2 separate regions of the Homo sapiens genome follow, and region 2 is linked to region 1. Evidence: chromatin contacts called from ENCODE Hi-C or POLR2A ChIA-PET data. All regions are on one chromosome and are shown on one strand. Each heading gives the region's core, a stretch centred on a gene start or an enhancer-like site at or near the end of the contact. The rest is flanking DNA. Distances are from core to core; before and after follow the strand shown.

The links. A loop is a pair of places that touch in the nucleus more often than their neighbours do. ChIA-PET counts read pairs that join two places held with the same protein, here RNA polymerase II (POLR2A). Pooled maps may share reads with other maps.
Region 2: a loop to region 1 is called in a map of PC-9, with 2.6 times the contacts of the local background. The contact joins two enhancer-like sites. A Hi-C loop is called at or near these places in 4 of 168 maps with a recorded cell type or tissue (HCT116, MCF 10A, PC-9 and 1 more), 3 of 37 single-sample maps with no recorded cell type and 5 of 50 pooled maps. POLR2A ChIA-PET finds 5 or more read pairs at or near these places in 1 of 52 experiments (activated naive CD4-positive, alpha-beta T cell).

What each region holds. Positions count from the first base shown.
Region 1 is chr5:140,082,045-140,087,985 of GRCh38, forward strand. No RefSeq gene overlaps it. Among named protein-coding and RNA genes, the nearest start is that of MALINC1, 23 kb to the right of the region's middle. Within about 2 kb of position 2,612, at least 5 of the 41 ENCODE cell types and tissues checked have a DNase peak (open chromatin) inside an H3K27ac peak, as active enhancers do.
Region 2 is chr5:140,217,773-140,223,163 of GRCh38, forward strand. The region is part of intron 2 of CYSTM1 (cysteine rich transmembrane module containing 1); the gene reads left to right. Among named protein-coding and RNA genes, the nearest start is that of CYSTM1, 45 kb to the left of the region's middle. Within about 2 kb of position 2,735, at least 15 of the 41 ENCODE cell types and tissues checked have a DNase peak (open chromatin) inside an H3K27ac peak, as active enhancers do.

The DNA of each region.
Region 1 (5,941 bases), core at 1,362-3,861:
AGTCTATTTCTTAACATTATGGTCTAAGTGTGTCACATCTTCTTTGTGTTCAAATCTGCAAATTTACCAAACCATTATTATGGAAAAAACTCATAACAAACTGGAATTACATGCTACTAGATATCTGTTAGAAAGAAGCCTGACTGTTTGGACCTTACCATCATAGCCCAGGATCACTATTTGTAGTGGCAAGTTCTCAAACTGCAGATTTGCCATGCAGCAGGCAACCCCAGACCTAATATAATAACAGCTAATATTTATTGAATACTTACTAAACATGAGGCACTGGCTAAGTACATCACATGTATTATTTCACTTAATCTTCCCAATAATCCTATAAGGTCGGTGTTATTATTATCCCCATTTTACAGATGAGAAAAACTGGGGCTCAGTAAGTAATTTGTCCAGGGTCACTCAACTAATAAGTGGCCGAGTTAGAATTTGAACCCAGGCGGTCTACTCCTGAAGCCCATGGTCTTAACTGGTGCCCTCTGCAAGCCCTGAGAAGACAAGGTTAAGTATAACATTGTACGATCGCTATGACCTCACATTTTCCTTCACACAAGATCAATTTAGTTGGGTGAAGATAATTCAAATCCACTAAACAATTGAAAAACACTCTTAAAACACAATAGCAACAATCATACATTACTATACAGTGGAGTAGTATCTAACAGAGGGTTGTTTCCTAAATCAACATGAAAGGAAAAAAACTAAATATAGGCTAATTATCCCCAAAATTCCTTAAATTGCTCATAAAGTGCAGTTCTGTAGACTCAGATTTGTAAGGAAACAACAGATTCACATCTCCCTTCTTATGCTCACTCTAGGATATATCCTCATTTAGGGGGATGGATGAAGATTTATCTTCAAAATTTAAATTCTCCCTCCTCTCCTTTCCTCCCTCTTTCTCACTGAGTATATATAGTTGAATGTAAATAATTTTAAAATAGTACTTATGACGTTACTCTGCTGTAATACAAATCTAGAACAGAACATAAATGCTAAGGTGCCCCAAAGTAAAGAATATTAATAAATCCTCATAAATGCTAAGGTACCCCGAAGTAAAGAATATTAATAAATCATCATACATGCTAAGGTACCCCAAAGTAAAGAATATTAATAAATCCTCTATTATCAAATGCAGCACAGGAATAAGTACTTCAGGGGTATTTTGACACATCTTTGTCATGGCATATCCACAAAGTCCATTCTTTTAAGCAGGCCATCTTAGCCTACCCTGTGCATGAACCTTATCCAGGCAACAGAACCTGTGTCACAAGCAGAGCAAAGTTCTCTTTCCTCCTCATTGTCTACAATTGGTACAGCAGTTGATAGGGCTTTTTGAAATGACAGATAAAGCTGTCGGGTTCTGAACTCAAATAGCTGGGACCAAGAAGTTTAGAAGACACTGCTTGGAAAAAGAGAAGTGAGGCAACAAGAGGGCAGAAAAAGACAATTAAGGAGGATCTGCCAGGGAACTGGTTTCAGAGGAAGAAGGCAAAGAAAGGTGGAAAATGAGAAAAACCTCTCTGCAAAAACCGTATGTCCTACATATTCCCTCGTTATATTAAGCCAAGTTCAAGTGCTTGTTCATAAACAGAATCATCATAAGGTTAAAAAAGAAAAAAAGGAGGGGTCGAAACAAGGCCAGGACTAGAGGGAGGCAAGTGAGCACTCACTTGGGGCATTAAATTGAAGAGGGCTCCAAAATACTCAGTAATCAAGATAAATAATATTTTAATGCAACAGCTTATAAAATCAGATAGGCAAACTACAGCTAGATACCTGCTTTACCAATAAAGTTTTATTGGAACCAGGATCAGGGTTAAGGAGAGGCAACTGGAGAGAGGCTCTTACAAGTGCAGGATAGAATTCTGTCTTTATTTAAAATGTTGATATTTTGTTCATCATGGATTTTTTCACTAATTTTGATATTTTGTTTGTTTGCTTGTTTTTGTTTTTTGTTTTGAGACAGGGTCTCACTCTGTTGCCCAGGCTGGAGTGCAATGGCAAGATCATAGTTCACTGCAGCCTCAAATTCCTGGGCTCAGGAGATCCTCCTACCTCAGCCTCCCAAGTAGATGGGACCTCAGGCATGGGCCACCATGCCTGGCTAATTTTATTTTGTTCTTTTTTTTGTAGAGATGGGAGTCTCACTGTGTTGCCCAGGCTGCTCTCAAATTCCTGACCTCAAGTCATCCTCCTGCCTCAGCTTCCCAAAGTGCCTGGATTACAGGTATGAGCCACCAAGCCCAGCCTAATTTTGATTGTTTTAAAATTAAGGCACCAAAACATTATTTATCTCAACTACTGATAGTAGAAATTTAAAAGTTACTGATAGTAGAAATTAGGGGGAGTTTTTCACTCCCCTTAAATTTTGGGCTTCGCTCATGTCACCCTAGTCCTGGCCTGGATTGTAAAAGAGAGAGCGGGGAGGTAGGAAGACAATCGGCGATTTAAAGATTTATGCAGAGACTTGGGGTCAAGACCTAAAGCAGGAAAGTTGGAGATTCCATTTTATCCTGCTGTATTGCATTCTGTGCCCTGGGCGCCCTCATGCCAGTGAAGGCCGTGCTTTCATTGAGCTCCTTCACTTGCCTTGGCAGCTGCACTCACTTTTATATGCAGGTTCTGGAATGCTGGGAGCTGTATGGCAGCCAACATCTCTCCTCTCCGTTCTCAAACATGACGTTCTCTGCAATTCAGTTACAGACACCTCTTTCCTTAGCCTTCTCACCCAGGGAGGCTGATCAAGGAACCTAACTAAGAACTAAGCCTCATTTGCCTTCTCTGGATATGCAAGTGAATTTGCATATATCTTGTGTCCATTTGCATTCCCCTCACATGGGGCATTTAGAATAAAAACAACATTCATGAATCAAAATGAAGCTAGTTCCATTCTTTCTCTGTCAAAGTATAGAGTAAGTAAAAGGATACTGCAGTGTGAGAAAAGAACCGAAATTATATTTGCCAGGGTTATGTGTAGTTTTAAAAGCAATCCAATTTGGTGGCATTTACCACCATGAAATTGGCATTTAATATTTATAGGTTTAGCCTTGGAGAACATAATCACTCATGACTGAAACAGCCACCCCTTTCCTTACCATTCTTGTAGAAATTTGAGCCAAGAGCCCTTAAAAGCTGAAGCTGTCCTCTTTTCCTCCTCCAGGTTGCCACTTAAAGTGTGGAAAGCCTAAGGGTTCCTGATGACTGATTCCTCCATTTGAGACAAAGTGGCTGAGGAACAGATTAAAAAGTATGAAAAAAAAGGAGTATTGCTCCTCATGCCCCCTGAGCCCCTTTGGGAGCTGAAAGAATTAAGGAAAAGAAAAGAGTAGGCTGGTATGAATGCTGCACAGAATTTCCTCTAAAGAAACCAGCCAGTGGACAGTGGACTACTAGTCTCAAAAGGAGATGGAGCTCAATATGACAAAAACTGATATTGTAAATAACAAGGGCAAGTTCATTATAGAGTTGTTTTTTAAAAATAGAACTGATAGGTAAGACTATGTCAGTATGTTTCCAGTCCTGTTCAAGCAAAATGGTACCTGACCAGAGGGTATGAACATTGCAGTCTGTGTGACAGGGAGATAATACAGTGAAAGATGACTCAGCCGGGTATGGTGGCTAACGCCTGTAATCCCAGAACTTTGGGAGGCCGAGGTGGGCAGATCACCTGAGGTCAGGAGTTCAAGACCAGCCTGGCCAACATAGTGAAACCCCGTCTCTACTAAAAATACAAAAATTAGCTGGGTGCGGTGCCGGGCACCTGTAATCTCAGCTACTCGGGAGGCTTAGGCAGGAGAATCACTTGAGCCCAGGAGGTGGAGGTTGCAGTGAGCCTAGATCACGCCACTGCACTCCAGCCTGGGTGACAGAGACTCTGTCTCAAAAGAAAAAGAAAAAAGAAGGATGACTCAATCCTTCACACCTTGAAAAAAGTCCTTTCAGTGCATTTAACCTCCTTATTTAAAAATACCTGGTTATTAGATAACTTTCTGGTTACTGGTTAATTGGTAACCAAGAAAGCAGTGCACTGAACAGTGGATTTCCATTTTCAAATAAGCTTATACCTGCTACTGTAATTTAATGAAGTGGCATCCTGGTTTTTGATGAAGAGTTTTATAAATTTGATTCATATAAACTGATGCCCAATTCAACTCTTGATTGAATTGACAAAAATCAAGCCCCTGAGCATGTTACTGAGCCTCATCATCTCTTCCTTTAAAATGTTATATGCATCTAGAGAAATATTATGACAAGCATGCAGAGATATATGAACAGAGAGGTTGCTTAATCATTGTTCTAATAGTCAAAAAAGGAAAAAGTCTTGGAAGTTATTTAAATGTCCATTAGTAGGAGATGAACTAAATATATTATGGGAAACTTATACCATGTAAAACTCTAACACTATTAAAAATAATAATATAGATTTGTATTTGATAATACAGAAAAAATTTTGAAGATATATTATTAAATACATAATGTACATCAGAACAAATAGTATGATTCAACTTAGGTAAAACTAAATATATATTCATGTGTGTATGACATTTGTTTGTGATCAAAGTTTTGTGGAACAATAGCAGTATCAATATTAATAGTTGCCTGTTTAGAGTGGGATTGAAAAAGTATTAGGGGAACAGGGGACTTGTACTTTATAAAGTACTTCTGTAACACTTTAAATATTTACAATGGCCATGTGGTTCCTTTTATAATGAGTATTAACTTGCAGTAACTAACATATAATAATTGAAGTAATTAATATACTACATATTTATATGAATTTACTAGTTGATATGTATACATATATTATACACACACACACACACACAAAGTGAGTGCAAGAGTAAGCACTAATTGGACCAGGTGTGACGGCTCATGCCTGTAATCCCGGCACTTTGGGAGGCTGAGATGGGAGAATTGCTTGAGGCCAGGAGTTCAAGACCAGTCTGGGCAACTTAGCGAGACCCCACCTCTGTTTAAAAAAAAAGAGAGAGCACTAATGTATGTGAAAGAAAATATGCAGAAGACAGACTGTGAGAAGAAGAGAGGGAATAAGTCCCAGTGACACTATCCAGCCCCTAGCTCAAGGCATAACTAAGACAAATTACCCCTAGATTTTTCCATCATGTTAGTCAATAAGTTTCCATTGGTACTTAAGCTATTGTAAGTTAGATTTTCTGTCACATGCAACAAAAGAATCCTAAATGACTTGGGTCAGTTATTAAGGATTCCATGTGGCAAGGTTAGAAATTAGGGCTTTATCTTATGAGATGCCACTTGCTTAAAAGTTAACAATAAAGCAAAGTTTTAAAGCAGATATAAGGTATAATAAAAGTTATTTGGTGAATATCATACTTTTTGTTATCAAGGGAGGAAATTACCACCAAGAGTAATTTGTTTTGACGGGATAGCATAACAAGAGTAGAAATAAGATTAAGTCCCAAACTTGGCTGGGCTCTGGAACTAGAATACTTGCCCTCCATGTCATTCTATTGTAGCTAGATCTTAGTGCTTCTCAAATGTTCGATCCTATCTTTTACTTAGCCCAACTTTGATAGAGAAATTATTAGGCTTTGAGCAATTGAACTTCTTCTTCTTTTTTTTGTTTGAGAGGGAGTTTCACTCTTGTCACCCAGGCTGGAGTGCAATGGCACGATCTCAGTTCACTGCAACCTCTGCCTCCCAAGTACAAGTGATTCTCCTGCCTCAGCCTCCCAAGTAGCTGGGACTGAGTAGCTGCGGTGGTGCCCACCACCATGCCTGGCTAATTTTGTATTTTTACTAGAGACAGGGTTTCACCATGTTGGCCAGGCTAGTATCAGACTCCTGACCTCAGGTGTTCTGCCCGCTTTGGCCTCCCAAAGTGTTGTGATTACAGGTGTGAGCCACCACGCCCAGCCTGGGAGCAATTGAACTTCCTAGAGTATGGTTT
Region 2 (5,391 bases), core at 1,485-3,984, 140 kb after region 1:
TAAGACAGGCTTTTCCAACTGAGGTAAGGAGTACAAGACAGGTTATTTGTCCATCCACTCATTCATTTAGTGTGCCAGGCCTACTGAGTGCCCTGTGGTAGGCTGTGAGCATACAGTGATAAGTGGCATTGCAGTCCTCAACATTTTCATCCAGATAAAATTAGGAGCTGAGGGTCCCCAGAGTTTATCTTGGAGGTCAAAAGGAATTGCTAAATAGGACCATTTCCATTTCCCTGTTCAATCATGGGAGAAAAGTGGTGACTGTGAGAGTTGGTAGAAAGGTTCTTGGTGATAGCCCGCTCCAGCTAGCCGATATGGTCGGTGTGGTAATAAGGATGGCTGTGGTTGTGAATATCATTAGGAGGCAGTACCCCTGGCCCTCCTGGATTATCACTTTAGAGCCTAGCATCCACAGGGAGTTGGACTAAGGCAGTACCTTAGATAAACAGACATCTCTTTTTTTTCCCATTTCCATGTCTCTTGTTCATTTTTCAAAAAGACTCCAGTTCATTGTGTAAAATGCAACTGTCTGTAGGGTGTACCAGTTCTATGCAATGCCCATGTTGCTTCCAGGTGTCTTAGCGATTGGGAAGCCCTGCCTTCTGTCCTTCAGGTCTCTGTCTTGGGAGCAATAGTAGCAGCTAGAGTATACAGAATACCCGCTGTATACTAGGCACTGGCCTATGTGGATTAACTCATCAAGTTCTTGAAGAACCCAATAAGGGAATAGGTACTAATCTCATCCCTATTTTACAGGTAAGGAAACTAAAGCTGGAAGAGGCTGTCACACCCTCAAAGTGGCACTGAGGTTGGACCCTAGGGTGTCCCAACTGTAGCACTGCCTTTCTTTGCTTTTGCCCTATGTTCCTTGGTGGGCTGCCAGGCCCAAGGGATTTGGTCTGCTTGTGCTGTGATATGGACAGATGATGACAGCAGCATTGCAAACATACTATCCAGGAGGGTGGTACCCTAAGTCAAGTGTGCTATATACGGGGCTTTTGGAGTTTGCTGAGAGTCCTTCTGCTCTATCTCTTAGTTCTCCAAATTGGTAGTGCTGTAAATAAAATCACCGCTTTGGCAGCTGAACTCTACCGGATGGGGTGAAATCAGATGCCCTCTGGCCCTCCCAGCATATTTTTGGAGGGTCCCTACATACCTGCTCCATCTACAAGGCCAACCTTACTTAGTTTTCCACCTTACAGTTTTCATGGCAAGAGGCTGGTCATGATTGTGGAGACTTTTTAAATCTGGCTTCAGTGACAAGCTGGCCAAGCCTGATAGAGTTCACCATGGAAGGGAGTTGTTTCCCTAAACTCTGGCCCTGTCTTCCAGGGCCAGAGTCCTAGTTACAGTCGTACAAGCCAGGCCACCACTTCTGTCTCCTTTTCTCTGCTGGTGAAGTCTCTAGCCTCACATTTGCCAAATAATCACATCTCAGTGGGTAAAGTGGGGATTTTCAGGACCATTTGCCCTTGATTCTAGGTGGATGTCAGCTTGTGTTACAAAACAGTGTTACGAAACAGCAGGAATTGCGGTGGATAATTTGGCATAGCCCAGGCACCCTGCACAGTTCTTTGCAAATCTACAAGGAATGGCCTTTGTTTCTCTGAAATCGTGGGCAGTGTGCTGCAGGTAGTAGAGGGGAGGGGTGGGAGACAGTCCTTACAAGTGAGGGTTGCCCCCGAATCACCTTCTCACCACATTCATTGAGAATGGTCATCCTGTCCCATCCCTGACCTTGGAACTCACTGTGTACCAGCCTCTAAACTGAGGTGCGTTCAGGAGAAAACACTACTGTTTTTACTGTCATAAAATTAAGCCTGGCAGTAGAAAAAGAAAACAACCTGCGGTGCTTTGCATAAATATATCTCCTGGAGCTGTTAATCAGTAACACAGGAATCTGGTACCTTTTGAAGCCAGTTATGGTCTGTATACCTAAGATAAAACACGTTTTATGTTCATTAAAAATGATATGGCAGTGTTTACCTTCTTAGAAAATGCAGCAAGTACTATTTGAATGAGACTCCTGGGCCAGCACTCAATGTGAATCAGGCTAACATTGACGATAACAGAGTAGTCTGTGCCTGCCTGTGCCTGGACACTAATTGGAAAAACCCAACAGCTACCTCCTTGGTGATCTCTGCCCATTTGGGCAAGTTCCAAAGAGCCAGCTCCACTCAAAGTAACTTCTCTCTTTTTTTTTTCTGTAACCCAGTGCCTGAAAACCAGGAGGAAATCATTTCCCTGATTTCTGTTTAGCCTTCTAAAATCATGGCAGTAGTTGTCTTATATTCAAGGGCCACTGACATTGGGGGTTTTTGGTTTCTAAGTCATTTCCTATCTCTGTTTCACTCTTACCTTTTCTCTCCTTGCTTTATTTCTATGCTTCCCTGGTTTCAAGCATCATTCTTGCTGCTCAGCAGGGTATGAAATAACAGTTCATGCATTAATCACCCTAACCACGGTTCCATCCTGAGGGCAAGGGACTGTCAGGCCATGGTGGCCCTATCAGTCAGAAGCCAGGGCTATTAGGGCTGGCTGTGGCAGCCAGGGCCCATCTAAGATGATGCCCATTTCTTGGTGAGCCACTCACTAGCCATCGTTTATTGAATTTTCTTCTAGCAGTGCAAGAAGAGAGAAATGAGGAGAGGGCGGTAATAAGATTAACATTCCTCTCACCTTAACTCATTGAAAGGATCTGTCATGATTTTGTTCCAATTGTGTTTATAATTGGTCTTGCCCAGTTTGGCATGTGGCTGTGAGCTTCCTGAGATGGGTCTTTGTCTTCTTTTCAAGTGGTCTGTGAGCTGCCTGAGTCAGGGATGATGTCTCTTGTTTCTGGACTCCTCTGCAGGGTTGGCTGTGTCAGGAAAATGCAAAGTGAGCATGTGAGGTGGGAAGGAGACTGAGCTAAGTGTCAGCAACAGCAGCTTCTTTCTCCTTCAGCACATTTGCTGGATGTGAGATATAGTTGGAGCAGTCTAGAAGAGTCTTCAAGCAGGAGGGCAGGTGGGCACACAGGCAGGCAGAGTGGACTTACTGTTTTGTGACCATGAGGTGTCTCTGGCTGGCTGGAGTCCAGGCTGGCTCCAGGGGCCTGCAGGATTGATTCATGCTACCAAACCAAAGAGAACTGAAGCTGCTGCTGGGACAGAACATCCTGAGCCACCAACGTACAGAGTTTTGCCTGCTGTGAAGCTCAGCTCTGGTGTCTTTTTCCCCAAGTGTTGAAGTGTCCTGGAATTCTCATGTATAAACAGAGGATTAAAGAATGCAAGTTTCTTAGCTATTTAGGAGGCTGAAGCAGAAGGATCACTTCAGTCTAGGAGTTCGAGGTTACCGTGAGCTATGATTGCACCACTGCACTCCAGACTGGGTGACACAGCAAGACCCTGTCTCTTGAGAAAAGAAAAAAATAATGCAGGTTTTTATGTATGTGATAAAATTCTCATAAAATTTGCCATTTTAACCATTTTTAATGTACAATTCATTGGCATTAAGTACATTCACATTGTTGTGAAACCGTCACCACCACTCATCTCCAAAACTCTTTTCATCTTCCCAAACTGAAACTGTGTCCCTGTTGAACAACAACTCACCATTTTCTCCTACCTCCAGCCCCTAGCAACCACCATTCTACTTTCCATGTCTATGAATTTGACTACACTGAGTACCTCATATAAGTGGAATCATATAGTATTTGTCCTTCTGGACTGGCTTATTTCACTTAGCACAATGTCCTCAAGATTCATCCATGCTGTAGCGTGTGTCAGGATTTCCTTCCTTTTTTAGACTGAATAATATTCATTGCATATTTATACCACATTTCGTTTATCCATTGACACTTGGGTTGCTTCCACCTTTTGACTATGTTTCTAAATACTGCTGCTGCAAACATGGGTGTACAAATATCTGTTCAAGTCCCTACTTTCAATTCATTTGGGTAAGGGTTTAAAGCACAAGGAGCAGGATGTCTTTGAAGATCAGTTTCTGATGAATCACCGTTCTCTGCTGAGCAAAAGTCAGCTTTACTCACCATCTAATTTTAGACTCCAGCATAACTATCACTGGACACTCATAATATCAGACTTCATTTTGATATTTGATAGGCTTTCACAACATTTTATAATTCCAGTTTGATATATCCCCGATATATCCCCTTTCATTGACCACATTTCAGCTGGCCACTTCCTTATGATTGTGGAGGCACCCTTGTCACTTATTGGTGGGCACTGGACTAGGCAGTGCGCCTTACTACCGCCAGCTTGCTCTAGTGGCGTGGGCTCTTAATGACTTTGACCCTTCTCTTTCCTGACCCTAGTTGAGCTGGGCTTTTGGCCTTGTCCCCAGACCTGGCTCTTAGGACTTGAAACCATGAGCCTGCTGATGACTAAGACTGTTGAAGCCACTTGTCTTCCCCTCATGGCAGCTTTGTGCAAGCATGGTATTATCCCCCATGTCTTCCAGTTTTTGTAATCTGCTTTTGTTTCATCCAATTCTTATACAACATTTAGAATTATTGGAATTACATATGTGTAACTTCCTAGGAAAGTATATTTCTGAAATGCCTTGGCACAGGACCGGTTTTTCCCCATACCAGCTAAGGACACACTTGGGTGATAATTGGCTTCCTTGAGCCAGTGTCCATCTGTATTTGCCAGGCCACTTAGGAAGTAGAGATGGCTGGTTGTGAAACTCTTGTCTTAATGGGCATGTGATTATTCTCTGTGTTAATTTCTTCCTAGCAATTCTCTAGATTCACAAATGAGCCAACTCAAACTACTGCATAACTAAAAATACTGAGATCAGTTCCAGTGTACTGGTAGACTTTGAACTCATGACGTGGTAAGGACCTAGACTGTGGGCCATGTGGCTCTTGTGAGTGAGGCAGGGACTGCCCACTGTAGCCATCTGCCCCTGCCTAGAAGGATGTTGGTGCTGCTCATAGTTCCCAGCCAGCCTTCCCTCCCTGTGTCTCAGGCCCTGTAGGGGCAGCATGTGGAGAAAGCCTGTACCCTGCACTTTAGGAACTTAGAGTCTAGTTAGGGAATATGGGAACACTGACAATAAGCCAGCCACTTCTGAGACAGTCCTATTTTCTTTGTTCTATTCTAATAGCAGAAGTAAAAAGGAAAACATCACGGGCATACAGAATAAAAGTCTCCTATTCTTACCCCCAAAACTCTGTTCTTCTGGACACTGTACATATCCTGGCCTGTAGTCTGCCTTTTTCATCTAGATACTCACCTTGAGCCCATCTCTGCCTCAGTGCTGTATTCTTAAGGACTGCTTGATATTTCTAAGGCTGTTTTTGAATGATTGCAATTACAGTGTGCTGGCAGGAATTCAGAGTCAGAAAGACCCTTAATGGGGTAGGTCAGGAAGATCTCT